Linked DNA regions of Mus musculus: region 2 is linked to region 1. Evidence: chromatin loops called from intact Hi-C (ENCODE). Cell type or tissue: left cerebral cortex. All regions are shown on one strand.

Evidence for each region. A loop is a pair of places that touch in the nucleus more often than their neighbours do. Peaks named below come from ENCODE experiments on the same cell type or tissue, not always from the same donor. Only the 100,000 strongest peaks of a DNase experiment are listed, where the experiment ranks them.
Region 2: it touches region 1 in a loop (2.4-fold over the local background); 2 of 42 quality-filtered maps call a loop at or near these places.

What each region holds. Positions count from the first base shown.
Region 1 is chr6:115,856,330-115,864,329 of GRCm38, forward strand. It overlaps Ift122 (intraflagellar transport 122), which reads left to right. Exons shown (of 29, transcript NM_001167763.1): 2 at 6,386-6,452. Among named protein-coding and RNA genes, the nearest start is that of Ift122, 6.8 kb to the left of the region's middle. In left cerebral cortex, no CTCF peak of the experiment used is centred here; DNase peaks (open chromatin) are centred at 205, 3,175, 6,168, 6,436 and 2 more places; H3K27ac peaks cover 2,941 bases.
Region 2 is chr6:115,907,535-115,915,534 of GRCm38, forward strand. Ift122 (intraflagellar transport 122) reads left to right here. Exons shown (of 29, transcript NM_001167763.1): 18 at 2,691-2,857; 19 at 4,897-5,068; 20 at 6,338-6,440. Among named protein-coding and RNA genes, the nearest start is that of Rho, 20 kb to the right of the region's middle. In left cerebral cortex, a CTCF peak has its summit at 4,038; DNase peaks (open chromatin) are centred at 4,159, 6,081 and 7,440; H3K27ac peaks cover 2,578 bases.

The DNA.
Region 1 (8,000 bases):
GAGTAGATGTGTGTGTGTTCATGGAGGAATAAGTGAATGAAAGACCAGTAAGGACTGGCTACCTGCTTTTAGGGCTGTTACAGATTTGAAGCAGTCTATTAGAGCAGGAGGTGCAGAGATTCTGTAGGCCAGCAGCCTGATGATGGCTACATATGCCAGCTGACGTAATGGAAGGAAACAGAACAAAACTCACACCTAGATAGAATCCAGCCATCCCAGATGCCCTGACTAGCCCCGCCCCGACTCAGTCACAGGCTCCTGCTCTGTGCTTGTGCTTCTGGTCTGTTCTTCATCCAGCAAAAGAACTCACTCAGGTCCTGATACTGTGCTTCTGTTGCTCTGCTCCTCATAAACCCAGAGTGACCCCTTCCATGTCTTTTGCTGGGTGGTCCCCTGGCGTTCTTGCCTCTAGGCTTGCTAACATTTAGATTATGCCTTGGAGCTTAGCCAAAAACTCCATTTTCCTACCCAAAGATCCTTCTTAACTTATTCTTTCCATCTCCTCTCTCCCTCTTACTTCCCCTCCCCCTCTTTTGTTCTTTCTTTGTGTGTGTGGAATGTGCATGCATGTATGTATGCAGATGAACTTGACTGTGCATGGGCATGGGTAGGTCAGAGGTTGGCATTGGTATCTTCCTCTATTTCTGTCCACCTTATTTTATTACTTATTTTTTATGTTATGTAGGTAGGTGTTCTGCCTGCATGTATGCTGGGCACCACCTGAGTGCCTGGTATCAGCAGATGCCAAAAGAGGCAATCAGATCCCCTGAAACTGGAGTTACAGACAGTTGTGAGCCACCATGTAGGAGCTGGGAGCCCATACCCTCTACGAGAGTAAAGAGTACTCTTAAATCTTATTTTTTTGAGATAAGGGTTCAACGGTGAATTTGAATTCACCATTTAAGCTAAACTGGTTAGCCATCAAGCCCCTGGGACCTGCCTGTTTGCCCATCTTAGTCTCTGGGGTTACAGGTTTGACTTGTTGGCTCAGGCTTTACTTGGAATACTGGGGATCTAAACTCAGGTCTTCATGCTTGCTTGCAGAGCAAGCACTTTACCCAGTGAGCTATCTCCTGACCTCTAAATGCTTTCTCTCTTAATTTTTTCTTTCTGAACTTTTATCTTTCTTCCTTCCTTCAATATGCTGCTCTAGGTTCATCTCAACCACAGTGCCTTAGTAGGCTAGCCCACCTTATTCCAGGCAGGCTAGCCCACCTTATTCCAGGCAGGCTAGCTAGAATTGAGAGATATTGTGATTGATTGAGGAAGCTAGGGGTGTGGCTCAGTGGCAGAGAGCTTGCCCAGCATGTGTGAGGCCCAGAATTCTTAGCACCACATTAAAAATTTAATGAAGTGATATAATTTGTCTGAGATTGCAAATCCCTGCTACTCAGGAGGCTAAGACTAGGAGAACTTCAGCCTAGGAGAGAGCTCGTCTCAAAAAAAGTAGAGGGAAGTCTTGGGTCTCAATATGGGATTGTCGGGGGAAGACAAGAAAGAGTAAGCAGGGTAGCATGTATGCCTTGTAGTGGCTTTCAAGGGCACCTTGGGATTTCAGTATGCAGAGGATTTCAGTTGGCAGGGCTCACCTCTCATCTCTCAGCAGTGAAATCTGAGCATGCAGTTTTTCTTTTTCATAAAAGAGGACAAGTTGGGAAAGAGCCTGCCATGGTAGCACAGACTGACGGAGGGCAGTAAGTCTCCAGCCCTAGAGTATGCTGGCTGAGGCTAGATGGTCATGTGGAGAGAGCATTTGCCCTGGGTGGAATGTGCGAGTCCATGATAAAGTCTGCATCCTTACTAATTTGGGGGGGTCTGTGATGTTGTAATATTATTAAAACCCAGGAGTGGGGTTTAAACATAAAATCCTGGCAAGTTGCCAGTTATGATCAGTGTGTCAGGCCCCTGGTCTAACATATAACATAAAACTTGGTTATTGCCTTCAGGTTGAAGACAAGTGTATTAAGGAGGCATGTTATGAAACAGTCGAATACAGAAGGCTAGGTGCTTGAGAGTGAGACTGAGTTGTTTAGATTCTAAGTACAGCAAGAGGTGACTTGGGCATCAGACTGTTTGCTGCTCTTCTTTTTGGAGCTCCAAGTTTGGTTCCCAGCACCCATGTTGGACATTGCATAATCACAAGTTAGATATGTATGTTGTAAGTACTTCAGGACATCCAGAATGTGAACTTTAACATCTGGGAAGATTGTTCAGGCTTAGCCCAAATAAAGTAACAAACATGGAGATGACTTAGTAGGTAAAGGTCCTTCCTACCAAGACAGACAACCTGAGTTTGATCCCTGGGACCAACAGTACTCCGGAAAGAACCAACCCCTGCTAGTTGTTCTCTATCACACATGCACCCAGCATGCCTTTGCCTCCTAAAGTAACTCCTGCCTATCATCCCAGCAGTTGAGTGGTGGAGGCAGGGGGTTCAAGGTCATCCTCAGCTACATCAACGGAGAGGCTGGGACCAGACCAGACTGTTACACATGCATGAGACTGTGTAAAAAACAACAACAGCAAAATGCCAGGTGAAGTGGTTTACATCTGTAATTTCAGCATTTGGGAGGAGTACCATAAGTTCAAGGCCAACCTAGTTTACAAAAGAGTCCTAGATTAGCCTGGGCCAGAGTAAGAGCTGGCCCCAACAGATATAAGTAGAACTAACTCAGTAACTGTCAACTCTTGGAGAAGAGGTCCAAGAATCATTATGACTGATCCAGATGTGTACAGGCAAGAAGCTTCCATACCAAGGACTAGATGAAGGGTGCAAAGCCATTCCGAGCTAATGCCTCAGCATGAAGATTCACAGATGCCAGGCACTTTACACAAGGCTAGCCCATGACCCCTGGCTTTAGGAGGCAGCTCTCTACCTTGTTTTATAGTAAGGGTGAAATTCAGATAGGTCAGCTTTCCTGGCCCCAGCTCCCCTCTACCTTTTAGCCTATCACTTGCTGTTTTGAATGTGAAACATGTCAAGGAAGCCCAGGTCTATTACCACAAAACAGTGAAGAAGGACAGTGCAGAACTTGGGCAGGATTTGATACAGAAAGTGGTATGCTGAGCTGGAAAGCCAGAGAGGCGACCTTTGTTCAGCTTCTGTCAGCCAGGCTGTGTACCCTTTCCTTTCCTCAGTGGGCCCGCCCCCTCTACTCCATTATGCCGAGGGAGGTATGTGCACGTGGGTTAGCATACACTTTCCCTGTCACAGCTCTCAACTGTTTGCAAGTGTGAAGAGTTTTTATTCAAGGAACCTTCTAGGAGTCTTTGCTGCCTCTCCACATGACCAACATACAAAGACACAGGAAGTAAATAACATAGTACTAAAACTACAGAAAGGAGGATGGGGGAAGGGAGGTGGCGACCAGAGGGCACTGGGCTTCAGTTAAAGTGGAGGAATATATTTCAGCAGCCTCATGAGGGCCACAGTTATATATTTCAAAATGGCTAATGGATAGATTTTTAATATTTCATTGCAGTAAATGATGTCTATGAGGTGATAAACAAGTTAATTAGCTTCCTGCAATATATATTTATATATTATATAAGCATCATGTTGTACCCCAGAAATATACACAATTATTATTTTTCAGTTACTTTCCAAATTCTACATGGAATGCCTTGAGTATTCATGTAGATAATGATAGAAATGATAAAAAATGATAATACTTTTTTTTTGGTGGTGGTGGTTCTGAGAAGGCAAGAAAGCCATTATGAATTACTTCATCAACCGTGACATATACCAGTAGCAATAAGGAGGGCTACACAGCCTGAGGGTTGACACGTGGGCTTTGGGGCCAGGCTGCTGGGACCTGGCATCACCTCTTTTCTGCAGCAGTTTACTTCCAGGCAAGTTGTTTAACTTTGCAGTTTTCTTATCTGCAAGATAGGCTTAGAGTTGTGAGGTTGAGAGAATTTAGACAATAGAGCATTTACACTGTATCCTGTACGCAGTAACAAATGTACTCAATAAATGTCAGCCACTGGAAAAGCATTCGAGAAAAACATTCGACATACCTGGCAATAATCCAAGCGAGTAGAGGCAGTGCAGTAGGGTGGTTAGGATCCCAGGCTTCTGAGGTCCTTCTGTTTGCTGGGTGTGTGAGGCTTCGTCCCAGCCTGAACCATGCTACTGTCTATAAAGCAGAGCCCACTTTGTCCTTTCATGACCATGGTGGAGTTGTTTCAGAAACCCCAAAGACACCAAACTGACAGATGTTGAAGTCCTCTGTTTTAGACAGCATACGACAGTATAGAGACTTGCAGAGAGCCTAGACTTGCTGCTGTGCTATAAATCACCTCAGGATAGCATTGCAGAGCTGCAGAAATCACTTTCATACTCTGCGGTTACAGAATTATGATAAGAGGAAAGTGCGTGTGCTCACTACAGACATGGCTTTCCCTTGAGTGTGCATGAGTGCATGCTTGTGTACATGCATATATGTATGTGTACATACATATGTGAGTGTGTGTATATATATACACCCACAGGGTCTGATTGTGTAGCTCTGGCTGGCCTGGAGCTCACTATGTAGACCAGGTTGTCCTTGAAATCACAGAGATCTGCCTTTGCCTCCTGAGTGCTAGAATTTTTTTTAAGATTTATTTATTTATTTTATGTATATGAGTACACTGTAGCTGTATAGTTGTGAGCCTTCATGTGATTGTTGAGAATTGAATTTAGGACCTCTGCTCATTCCAGTTGGCCCTGCTCGCTCTAGTCAATTCCACTTGCTCAGTCCCTGATCACTCTGGCCCAAAGATTTATTTATTATTATACGTAAGTACACTGTAGCTGACTTCAGATGCATCAGAAGAGGGTGTCAGATCTCATTATGGGTGGTTGTGAGCGATCATGTGGTTGCTGGGATTTGAACTCAGGACATTCGGAAGAGCAGTCAGTGCTCTTACCCACTCAGCCATCTTGCAAGCCCTAGTGCTGGGATTTTTAAAAAAAATATTTAAAATTTAAAAGATATTTTTGATCAACAGTTATTTGAATTCATAGATGTAGAGTCCACTGAACAGAGGGTTGACTTTAATTGTCCTTGCCTGTTAGGTTTATTGTGAAGATGAAATAAAATTGTGTTTGAAGAACTAAGGGCTATTATAGTATGAAAAGTGTGTGTTTTCAGAGTATTGACAAGTCCATGTGGTTTATTCCAGCCATATTTTCACAGTGGACACGTACTGCCTTGTCACTATTCTCTTTAATAGTGACTCTTCTGGCTGGGACATCCAAGAATCCCAGTGATGTTGGTTTGAGAGCCCCCACACCACCACCTTGGACATAGTCTGAGGGTTCAGTCTAGTTTCAGTATTTACATTCTTTGCTGTCTCCACCACCACCACCACTACTACTACTTCTTCTTCTTCTCCTTTTTTAAAAGATTTTATTTATTATATATGTAAGTACACTGTAGTTGTCTTCAGACACTCCAGAAGAGGGAGTCAGATCTCATTACGGATGGTTGTGAGCCACCATGTGGTTGCTAGGAATTGAACTCAGGACCTTCAGAAGAGCAGTCAGTGCTCTTAACCTCTGAGCCATCTGTCTCTCCTTCTTGATTCCTTTTCCTAAGAGCTGTGCCTGCCACTCTTCTGCACGCCTGGGAGTTGCCCCTCATTCCTATACTGTGTTGTTCTTCATGGAGCCTCTCCCCTTCCCCAGGTCGGAATGCAGGCCTTCCTTGAACTGAGCAAAGCAGCCCCGTTCCCGTGCAGCTCCCTCAGCAGTCTCACAGCATTCCTCCTCATGTCACCCACACTCAGAGGGCCTTGGTCATAAAGACTGTTACACGCACATCAGTGTGAGAGCAAGCAGGCAAGCAAGCAAGCAAACAAAACACAGCCGTCCTTCACTGACATGTAGAAGAACATCAAAAACTCAAGAGAGATTAAAAGGTGAAAAGGATATTCCTTAAACTTGGTGCCATGGGAGTCCTTGGCCAATGTGTCTGCTTTATAGTTTCCCACTCAAGTGGAAATTCCTAGAGGCAGAGACTCTGCCAGCCCACGCCCCTACCATATCTGTTGGTGCCTCACACCTAACAGGTACTTGGTAAATATCTGTGCAGCGGTCCTGCCTTTCTATGGCATGAGTGGAAGAGCCCGTGCCCTCAGCTGCTGACCCTTTGAATCATTTCTGGCTTCTGGAGGAAAGGAAACCAGGGCTGAGCTGACTGCTGAGCAGATCATGATTGAATGGCCTGCCAAGGTGTGGTGGTTGAGTGGAATTTGCAACCAGAGACAATTTTTAGCCATTATTTTTTCCCCAGCACACACATAGCATTTCATAATGGAAATAAAGTTTGCTTTCTTGGCCATTAGCAGACCTCATCATTTCGGTTCCTAATTGTCTTTTTGTCTTGTCTCCTGTTAGTATCTACGACCTCGCATTTAAGCCTGATGGAACACAACTGATTCTGGCTGCAGGAAACAGATTGCTGGTAGGATTTTGTCTGCGTTTCCATTCTGAGTGCTTTTTTCCTCCCTCCCTCCCTCTTGTAAGTACTCTGAGATTTGACCCCTTTTTTTGAGATAAAAAAGGCAAGGGCGGAAAAACCAGCCATTACTTTTTAATAAGGAAGGAAATGGTCTATTTAAAATAGGTAAGTAAACTGTCTATCAGATAGGAACCCATGAGCAATGCCTCCTTTGGAGTCATTTGTCTTTCCCCTTTGAGACACTCATGAAATGGTTGCAGACAATTAATCAAAATGCCTCTGAAACTGAGTGGGTGTCAGTTCATATTTTGTTGGACCAATGTGAATTAACAAGGCTAGAAACCATGAGAAGTCAAAAGGGCTGACCTCCACTTCTGGGCTCTGTTGCCCCTAAACAATTCCATATGAATGCTGTCCTATTCATAGTTTCAAAGGCCACAGGCGCCCTCTGGATCTTGTCTTAGTACATAAGAGTAATCTTCAGAGACACCTTTCTGATTGACCCAAAACCTCTGTGATAGCTCTTCCTCCTCTAAGACATGGTCCTCCCCTCTGCTGTGTCTAGATACGCAGACTGACTGATGTCCATGTTCTCTGTACTAACTGCTTAGTCTTACAGCTGTAGTTGGGCTGTTCTGCAGACTTCTCCCCAGGGTAAACAACTTCGATCCTTTCACTCCCTGTCCTGGTTTCCTTCTCCAGGCTTCTGCCTGTGTGGGAGAGCTCTGTCCTCATTTCTCAAATGCTGTGTTTTTTACATCTCCACATATTTGGCCATGTTGCACAACTATAAACTATTCTAAATGCACATTGCAGCTGGGTTTTATAACACTCCCTCCCACTTGCAAACCCCACGTTTGTTAGATCTGTGACTTTCAGGCCGTGGTAGCAAGTATGACGCATTTGTGTGTGCTGACACTGGTGGCAGTGTTGTCCCTGACAGTTGTCCGCCAGCTCTTTGTAGTTGCTGACTTTGTTAAAGAGGGCCTGCCTTGATGGGTCATTCATTCAAGCCCATGTAAGAATGAGTGAAATGTACCAGGGCCTGGTCGTGCAGGCTGATAATCTCAGCTACTTGAGAGGTGGAGGCAGGAAGATCAAAGGTTCAAGGCCAGCCTGGGCTGCAGAAGGACTTCAGAGCCAGCCTGAGCAACTTAGTCAAACACTGTTTCAAAATAAAAACTAAAAGAGAAGGCTGGGAACATAGCTCAGAAGTCGAGGGCTTGTCTGGCATTGTACAGTGCCCCAGATTCAGTTTCCAGTCCTGGGTGGGGAGGCAAGGAGGTGGGAAAAATGGGTGACGCTTGCAGAACTTCCCCTAGAGTGAGACTCAGTGTAGCTGCTGCTTCTCCAGTATTGATGGTATGCTCCTGGCCACACACAACATAAGCTGGACCTCCACTTCCTGCTTGCCCTGCATTAAGTCATAGTCATTCTTGTTATGCAGTGCTGTCTCTACTTGATACTAATTTAGCAAATCAACAACTGCTGTGTTATAAAAACAAAAATAGCAGCAGTGGCACCCTGCAGGAATTCTGAATAATGGATGTC
Region 2 (8,000 bases), 51 kb after region 1:
ATGCAGAAGGCAGAGGCAGGCAGATCTCTGTGAGTTCAAGGAAAGTCTTGTCTACAGAGTGAGTTCCAGGACAGTCAGGGGCACATAGAGAGACCCTGTCAAATAAAATAAAATAAAATATGAAAAAAGAAAGATGAGGAGTGTGACTGAATTAAATCCACATCCAAGGATGTGCCTTCCTTTGTAGTAGAACAGGTACCCTGGGCTCAATTCCAGCGCACATACACATACACACGCACACACGCACATACTAGGGAAGTGGAGGGCCAGGCATGACTCCAGGGTGGATGCATTTAGACCTCTCTCTGGCCACCCCCGCCCCTTGGCTCCTTTCATCGTTCACCTGCACTTCCTGAACCCATGGCCTTCTACCCAGCAGTGCAGCCTGCTCATACACTCCATCTGGTGTGGGTCTCCATGAAGTTAAATACTCTGGGCTTGTTTTGATTTTAATTCTTGACCACAATTCCCAGCATGTTGGTTCCAACTCAAGCCTGCACACACACACACACACACACACACACACACACACACACACACACACACACACATCCCACCTTGGCTTGGTAGTCTGCATTTGGGAAATGTGTGCACACATACACATTATGTTGGGGGTGGGAGATACAGTGCTTATTAACATGGCATGTTTTTGTTTACTTGAAATTGCTTCCCAAGATTCAATCTGGTTTTTGGAAAAATTTTAAATTACATTCCCACGTACAAATAAATTGTATGTTTTCCGGACAAGTGACATGTTTATGTGGTGATAAGGGGATTATAATGCTCTTAACTCTTGCATAGTGCGTCCTTATCAGGAGCTCCGAGTATGAGAACCTTGTTCAGTCTCATTCATCACTCTGCACGGCCTCCTTCTGTCCACTCCAGGACAGAGTCTTTGCTGTGGCCCCCAGATAACGTGTAAATTGGCTTTATAGAACCAAAACGCCTTTGAAACCCCACTTGGTTGAGCTTTGAAGGAACTGTTCAGACTCAGCTTGAGTTAAGTCACAGCCTCTCCGTTGGCTGCTGGGGTGGAGGAGGTGTGCCTCCTGTCCCAGTGAGCTGTGTGCCCACATGGTTCACATGGGGAGGTGCCTCCCATTGTGGCCCCTGGCCTTTGACCTTTTCCCTATTTTATCTCACTGAGCACTCACTTGTCCCTTTGAAGGACAGTTTTGTGCTTTTATCATGCCCGTCTCTGTTGCTAACCTTATGCAGCTAGCTGAGCGGGAAAGCTCTGTGTGCATGAAGAGTTGATGTCATCATAACTGCCAAGAGGGAAGTGTGTCTGTAATAGCCCAAGCTAGGTGTCCTCCATGGCCGCTCCAGCCTCTTCTCTCTCTGCCCCAAGGGGAGGCAGAGGACAGCTGTAGGTGACCCTATCCTTATTTGTTCTGTAACAGGTAAAAGATGCCCTTCCTCCCCTTCCTGAATCATTTGGTTGTCTTAGACCAACCTAATATATGGTTTTAGGGGCTACATAATTACCCTGAAAGCGAACGGAAAAAGAAATGAGCTAATTGTTCAAGTGGGTTTCTGCATGCATTGACTGCACTTTCCTGACAAATGAGTGTTAATCTCAAGGAAAGGAATGCTTTTTTTATACTTAGTGAGGTTGACACAGAGCACTCTCTGTAGGGTATGTTCTCCTAAGACAAACCACTTCTCACAATGCAGATCTGCTCTTTATCTCTCAGTTCCCCATTTTGAAAAGCCCCACCTTGAAAAGTGTCAGCACTGAGGCAGCTTCAACAGTGGCAGCTCTGTCCTGAAAGGAGGCAACATTCTGAGGCTGTGTCTGGTGCGCTTTGGTGGGAACTTAGAGAGACAGCTGGTCGTGACCTGAGCAACACCCCCGTCACTGGGGTAAAAGGACTGGCCCTGCCCAGTCTCTGAATCCCCAGAAAGGACTATTTCTTTCATCTGTGGCTCCTGTCATCCCTTCTGCAAGATCTGATGTCACTCAGTTAAGAATGAACCACTGGGCAGCACTGGGAGGTAGAGGCAGGCAGATCTCTCTGAGTTCCAGGCCAGCCAGAGCAACACAGTAAGACCCTGCTTCAAAAAAAAAAGAGGGGGTGGGGATGAATCAAGGAGTGTTTTGTCAGCTCTGTCATAGACATATCTTAGGGGCAAAGCCAACAGAATAAGCCGAGTTCAGGCCACAGAACATCTGAGGAAAAGAGATGAGAAAAGCACTTCAGTGTGGCAGCAAAGGAAGGCACAAGGGACCAAGCGCAGAACTCTGCATCACTGTGTGTGCTTAAGTTTAAACCATGTGCGCAGCACCAGTCTGGGGCATCTGATGGCATCTCAGTGTGACTAGTGATTATAGGATTAGTATTTGTAATTTCCCAGACAGTCATGTTTCTACCCAACTGTGTGGAGGTCACAAATTAACCACTCCCAGCCCCCTCCCCGCAGAGTCAGTGAGGTGTTTAGAACAAGTGTGAAGGGAAGGAGACAGGGAGGGCACAGTCCTTGACATGTCCCTGCGCCCCAGAAGCACACTCCCTTCCTGGACACCTGGGACTAACCCACACACAGTCATCACACAGAGCCGGGCTCTCCTGCATCCTGCTCCTTTGCACAGCCAAGTGAAGCCCTCCCTCCCCTACTGGCTGGAGCTGACGTAATGCTGGCACAGGAAGTCCTAGTCCGGAACGGTTTTGTTTGTTGTGCTTCCTCAGGATTTCCTTGGATCTGGAGACCCTAAAGAAACGAAGATGCTCATCACCAAGCAGGCCGACTGGGCCAGAAACATCAATGAGCCCAAAGCTGCAGTGGAGATGTACATCTCAGCAGGGGAGCACGCCAAGGCCATAGAGATCAGCGGCAGCCATGGCTGGGTGGACATGTAGGTTCAGCTCTAGCTGTGGCAGCCATGGCTGGGCAGACATGTAGGTCCAGCCCTTGCCTGGCAACACTCGGCAGTCTGGTAACTCTTGAGTTTTTAACTAACAAGAGAAGAATGCTTTCTCTCAATATCTGCACCAAACATGAAAATGACTAGGTTCTCTGGGAGATAAAGAACTTGAACAAGGTATAGCACTGCCTTTGAGGAGTATCAGAAGGGGGTCGTAGGGACCTAGGGAACATACATAGGTGCCCCTCAGGAGCTGTGTTGACCTTACAGGCCTCAGATTATCCCTTGTGCCTCCAGATCAGTATCTCTACATTCATCTGGCAAATGAGGAAATCAAGCCTCAAGGGATTAATGTGTCCTCAAGGACCAAGCATCTGGAGAGCTGTAGGGCTAAGCCTTAGGCTGGCAGGGGTGGTTTCAGAGCCCCTAACACAGTGTGAGGGTACCAAGGTAGCACAAGAAGAGCCCTCAGGGGTGCCAGCTCTCTGGGAGGAACCATGGCATCTTCTCTTGAGTCCTTCCATGAAGTGGCCTTGCTGAACCTTCAGGTAGAGACAAGTAGAAGGGGAAAGCGCATAGGCAGGAGACACAGTAGGCCAGCAGGGATGGTGATGACTTGCGGTCGGTCCCAAGGGAGCATGGAGGAGCTGGAACAGAGAGGGAGCTAGATACAAAAGAATGGAGGAGGGGGCAGGCCACGTGATGGTTCCATCTTAGGACTTGGCACCCATCCTGCAGGTGAGTCAGAGCAAGGGGCACCTGAGGAGAGGGAGCTTATAAAGGCTACTAGTTGTTTAGGAGGTGACAGTGTGGTCCTCAGATACTAGCCCATGACATAGTTAGGCCCTAGAGAAGAGGAGAGGCAGGAGTGTGGGCCCCACAACAAGGGACCTGAGTGGCTACCCTACCCCCAATCTTCCCTTGTTTAGGAATCATATCAGAAAGACACAGGCTTAGATCTTAGATTGTGCCCCAAGAATTCTCTTCAAAAAGGGGGTGATGCTAAGGGAGCCAGGCAGGCGCATGGTCTCTACCTTTCCCACTAGTTTTTCATTTCAGTTTCATTTGCAAGTGCTATGTATTAAGTTCCCCTGGGGACACTTAACAAGTTGAAGGAAGAGACATTAAGTCTGTTCTGTCCCTCTCCTGGCAGTTCCAGGTACCTCTCCCCTAGGAATGTCAGTTTGGTGGGTAGGGCTCTTAGGCTCTGGAGGGCTGCCTGTGCTACCTTCCCCTAAAAACATGTCCTTTTTCTGCTAAGCAGTGTTATTTTTAGGTGCCATTATTATTCTAAGCGCAGACTGACAGGCCTTCCTGAGCCCGCCTGTCTGAGATTCGGATCTGTTACAGCCTCTTCTGTTCTCACATAAAGCAGGCTGGGTAGATTCCTCACCTTGCGAGGGCTGCTTTACCCCAAATCCTGGGCTGGCTAGACCCACATTGAATCCAGCCATGTACTGGCGAGCAGTAGGAAGGTGATCACTATTGGGAAGTGACTGGGCCTTGGGGACGTCCCCTGGAGTGAGGACACATTTGTCAGGACAGGGCTCACATTTGTCACTTCCTCCAGTGTGTCAGTTGCTGAGGCAGCCTCATGCCCCAGCCTCTACTTTCCTGTGGGAATTCCTGACAGTGCTGGAACAAGCACCCCGGCCCTTCCTGCTGTGGGGTCTTGGGCCACCCTTACATAGATTCAAACTCAAGTCATCTCATTGTTTGCGATGGTGGGAGGGTGAGAAAGATGATACGGAGTCTCATGAGTCCACCTCAGTATCTGGAGTGGACCCCAGGGCTTCCTGATAGCTTTATTCCTGGGGTCAGGGATGTACGGCATGGGCAGTGTCCCCAGTTGCAGTCACTCTTGGCTCTGCCATTGCTTTTGGATGGTGCATCCATTCTTTCCATATCTGCCTGTGAAGCCCTTCCCAGGGGCCATAGCATATTAGCATTGGACAGAGCAGAATGAACTGGCACAGAGCCTGCCCTTGAGGGTACCGGAGGCCTCACAGCCGTCCTCCCCACCTCTCCAGGTTGATAGACATTGCTCGGAAGCTGGACAAGGCTGAACGGGAGCCCCTGCTCATGTGTGCTTGCTACTTTAAGAAGCTGGACAGTCCTGGCTATGCTGCTGAGACCTACCTGAAGATCGGGGACCTGAAGTCTCTGGTGCAGCTGTATGTGGACACCAAGCGCTGGGATGAGGTGAGAGAGAGCACACTTGCTGGGCAGGTAGGGGCTAAGATGGAGAGAAACTGTCCACATGATGGAGGTCATTGCCTCAAAGTCTCTGAGCCAGAATATCCTAGAGGACCTTTTCCACTAAACTTCCCATTTTTTTTCACTCATTCATTCATTCATTCATTCATTCAGAAAAACTGATACAGGGTGCCAGCTCTAGGCCAGCCCCACGACAGGCACTAGGGATATGTCAGCATGACAGCCCCAGCACCTGCTGCTGGTCTGAGCTGCCTCTGGCCAGCACCACAGCCTCAGGCTCACCTCTGAAGAAGGGGCAACCAGTCTGGCATTAAAAACCTATGTGGCATTTTGGCAGAAAATACCAACCGTATTTTTCAGATACAAGCTACCAGAGCTATTTCTAGGGCAGTTGCTCCCTGCCCCTGTCCTCTTCCCAGTCTTGACTGCTGTGTGAGAGGACCAGAGAGAAGAATCAGCCAGGCAAATCAGAGAGACAGCTGTCCTGGGGCCAAGGCTGGCTAGGCAGCTAGGGCAGAGCCCCTCTGTGCCTGGGTCCATGCCTGTGCCTTGGAGAGAGTGTCACCTGAAGAGAATTAGTGCCATCCACCCGCCATGACAGTCTTCTTACAGAGCTATAGCAAGGCACTACCTAAGTATAAGCAGCCTGGCTCCTGTCTGCCCTCCTGGTGGCTCAACTTCCTGAGGTGACAGGTCACTGACAAGAAAAACAGGCCAGGTTGGAAGCTCCTCAAGGCACAGGTTATCCAGCTGTGGCAGTTAGCATGTCTTAGACCCTCCATGCCCTGTCTACCGCTCTCCTGCCTAGGCAGGTGGGCTGCGGCTTTAATGAAGCAGTCACTGAGTCCCATGCAACATTGTCCTCAGTCCTCTCTGACAGCTAGTGATGACGCTGCTGTCAATCCTGTTTCCTTAGGTGTCGCCTACAATTAAAAGAAATCTGTTTGCCACGCTACAGGAGCCCACGCAAACCCTCAAAATAAAATGTTTCCGATTTTGTGCTGCTTCTGTGGTCCAGAAACAGACTGTGTTGTTATTGAATCCAGTCGGTTGCATATTGCCGTTAATTGCCTTTTGTTTTCAAAGAGCTGGTTTGTTTTTGTGTTGCTGGGGGTGGTTGGAGGGGGAGACGCTCTCCCCCTCTGAGTTGTCAGGCTGGCAAAATATGACATCCCTAACAGATTCAGCCAAGTGCCACATTGTCAGGGGTGGCAGGGGGCCCGCTTCATTAAGACTGCCTCTTCCTCCTCCTAGGCCTTTGCGTTAGGTGAGAAGCACCCGGAGTTCAAGGATGACGTCTACGTGCCCTACGCGCAGTGGCTGGCGGAGAACGACCGCTTTGAGGAAGCCCAGAAAGGTAGGCCACACAGCACACTGTGAAAGGGCTGGGGAGGCTACTGAGGCATGGTATAGAGGCCGCCTGGCCCCTTCCTTCCTCAGCAGGTCCCAGGACAAGTACCTTCATCCTGGCTCATGATGTGTGTGCTAGTGAAAGACTTTAGAATAAGGACAGGAACATTGAGGCCACGCCCCCTGGGCCCATTGCATGACCTTCTTCCAGGACCCCAGACAGGCCCTTGCTCTTTAGCAGGTCCCTGTTAACCTTGCAAAGCACCTGCACCTGTGCCTTCCCTTTGGTCTTCGGGATGCTCTCTGGCATGGACACCTCGGTTATTTACATTTGCCAGTGAGGAAACTGATGTTGAAGGAGATAAAGGAGTTTGCCTGTAGTCCTCTGGCTGGGAAGCTGCAGCGATGTTACTTGATTGAGCCAAGGTATACATTGTCAGGACAAAGTGAGAGGGCAGCCCTTGCTGTCTAGCAGAGTCTCACCTTCATTTTCCTCTACTGAGAATGAAATGGGCTTTGTTTCTGACTCAGGCAAGCCAAGCAGCCTCTCTGCCCCTTGGTGCTTCTGTTGGTGAAATGAGCCGTACACAGGGTGTGACGGCATCTGAAATAGAAGCCAAGGCAAGTATGGCACATTAACCGACAGCGTTCATCATCAGTTAGCGATGTGACCGCCTTCGCTGTGGCAGGTGCTGGCTGGGCACTTAACCTGCATAACCTTGAATCTTGCCAACAGCCCTGCAGAGTTGCAGAGGCTCCATGTGCTGTGTGAAGCTAGCGAGCAGCAGAGCCGGAATTGAATCAGATCTGTCCAACTGGGAGCCTAATTCTTACGCCTGTTTAGAAAGTCTCCTAATTGAAGTGGGTGGGTCATATTCCATAGCATCTCATTTACACTTGTGTGTGGTAGCAGTTACCACCTCCTGACACACTGCAGAACAAATGTCCCCTGTTGGAGCTCCTTGGTTAAAAGCCCCTGTGAAGGACAGCGCGTTCTCTACCGCCTCAGCATTTACAGAGCACCCAGTTGCTGAAGTGTCTGCATGTTTGGGCAAAACACATCAACCTATCCATCTGTCTTTGTCGCCCTTCCAAGAATCCATCGCCATAGTAACTTGGTACTCAGACAAGAGATAGAAGATGAGAATGAACCAAGGCCAGACCTTTCCTTCTCTGCAGGTTGAAGATGTAGGTCATTTGGATGCTCACACATGGTCAGGTGTCAGAGCTCTGACTTAGTCTTCTGGCAGCCCCAGGGTCCCCAGAAATTTGCCACATGGTGGTGAGGGGTGCAGGAAATTTCTGCTAGCCATAGGCTTGTTTTTATAAATGTCTGGTTTTGCAAGCTGAGCCAGATCTTTCGAGGTTGGTATCTGAAAGCACTCAGCTTAAGGTGGGTTCAGTACTGGGCTGGCTTCTGTTCTTTGACCTTGGGCATGATGTTTTATCTCTACCTGGAAAAGCCCATCATTCTCATGTAAGGGGGGTGGGGCTGTTCTCCATCTTTAGAATTTTGTCCTGAGGATTCGGTGTATAATTAATAGTGAAGGGATTTTGTGAACCACCA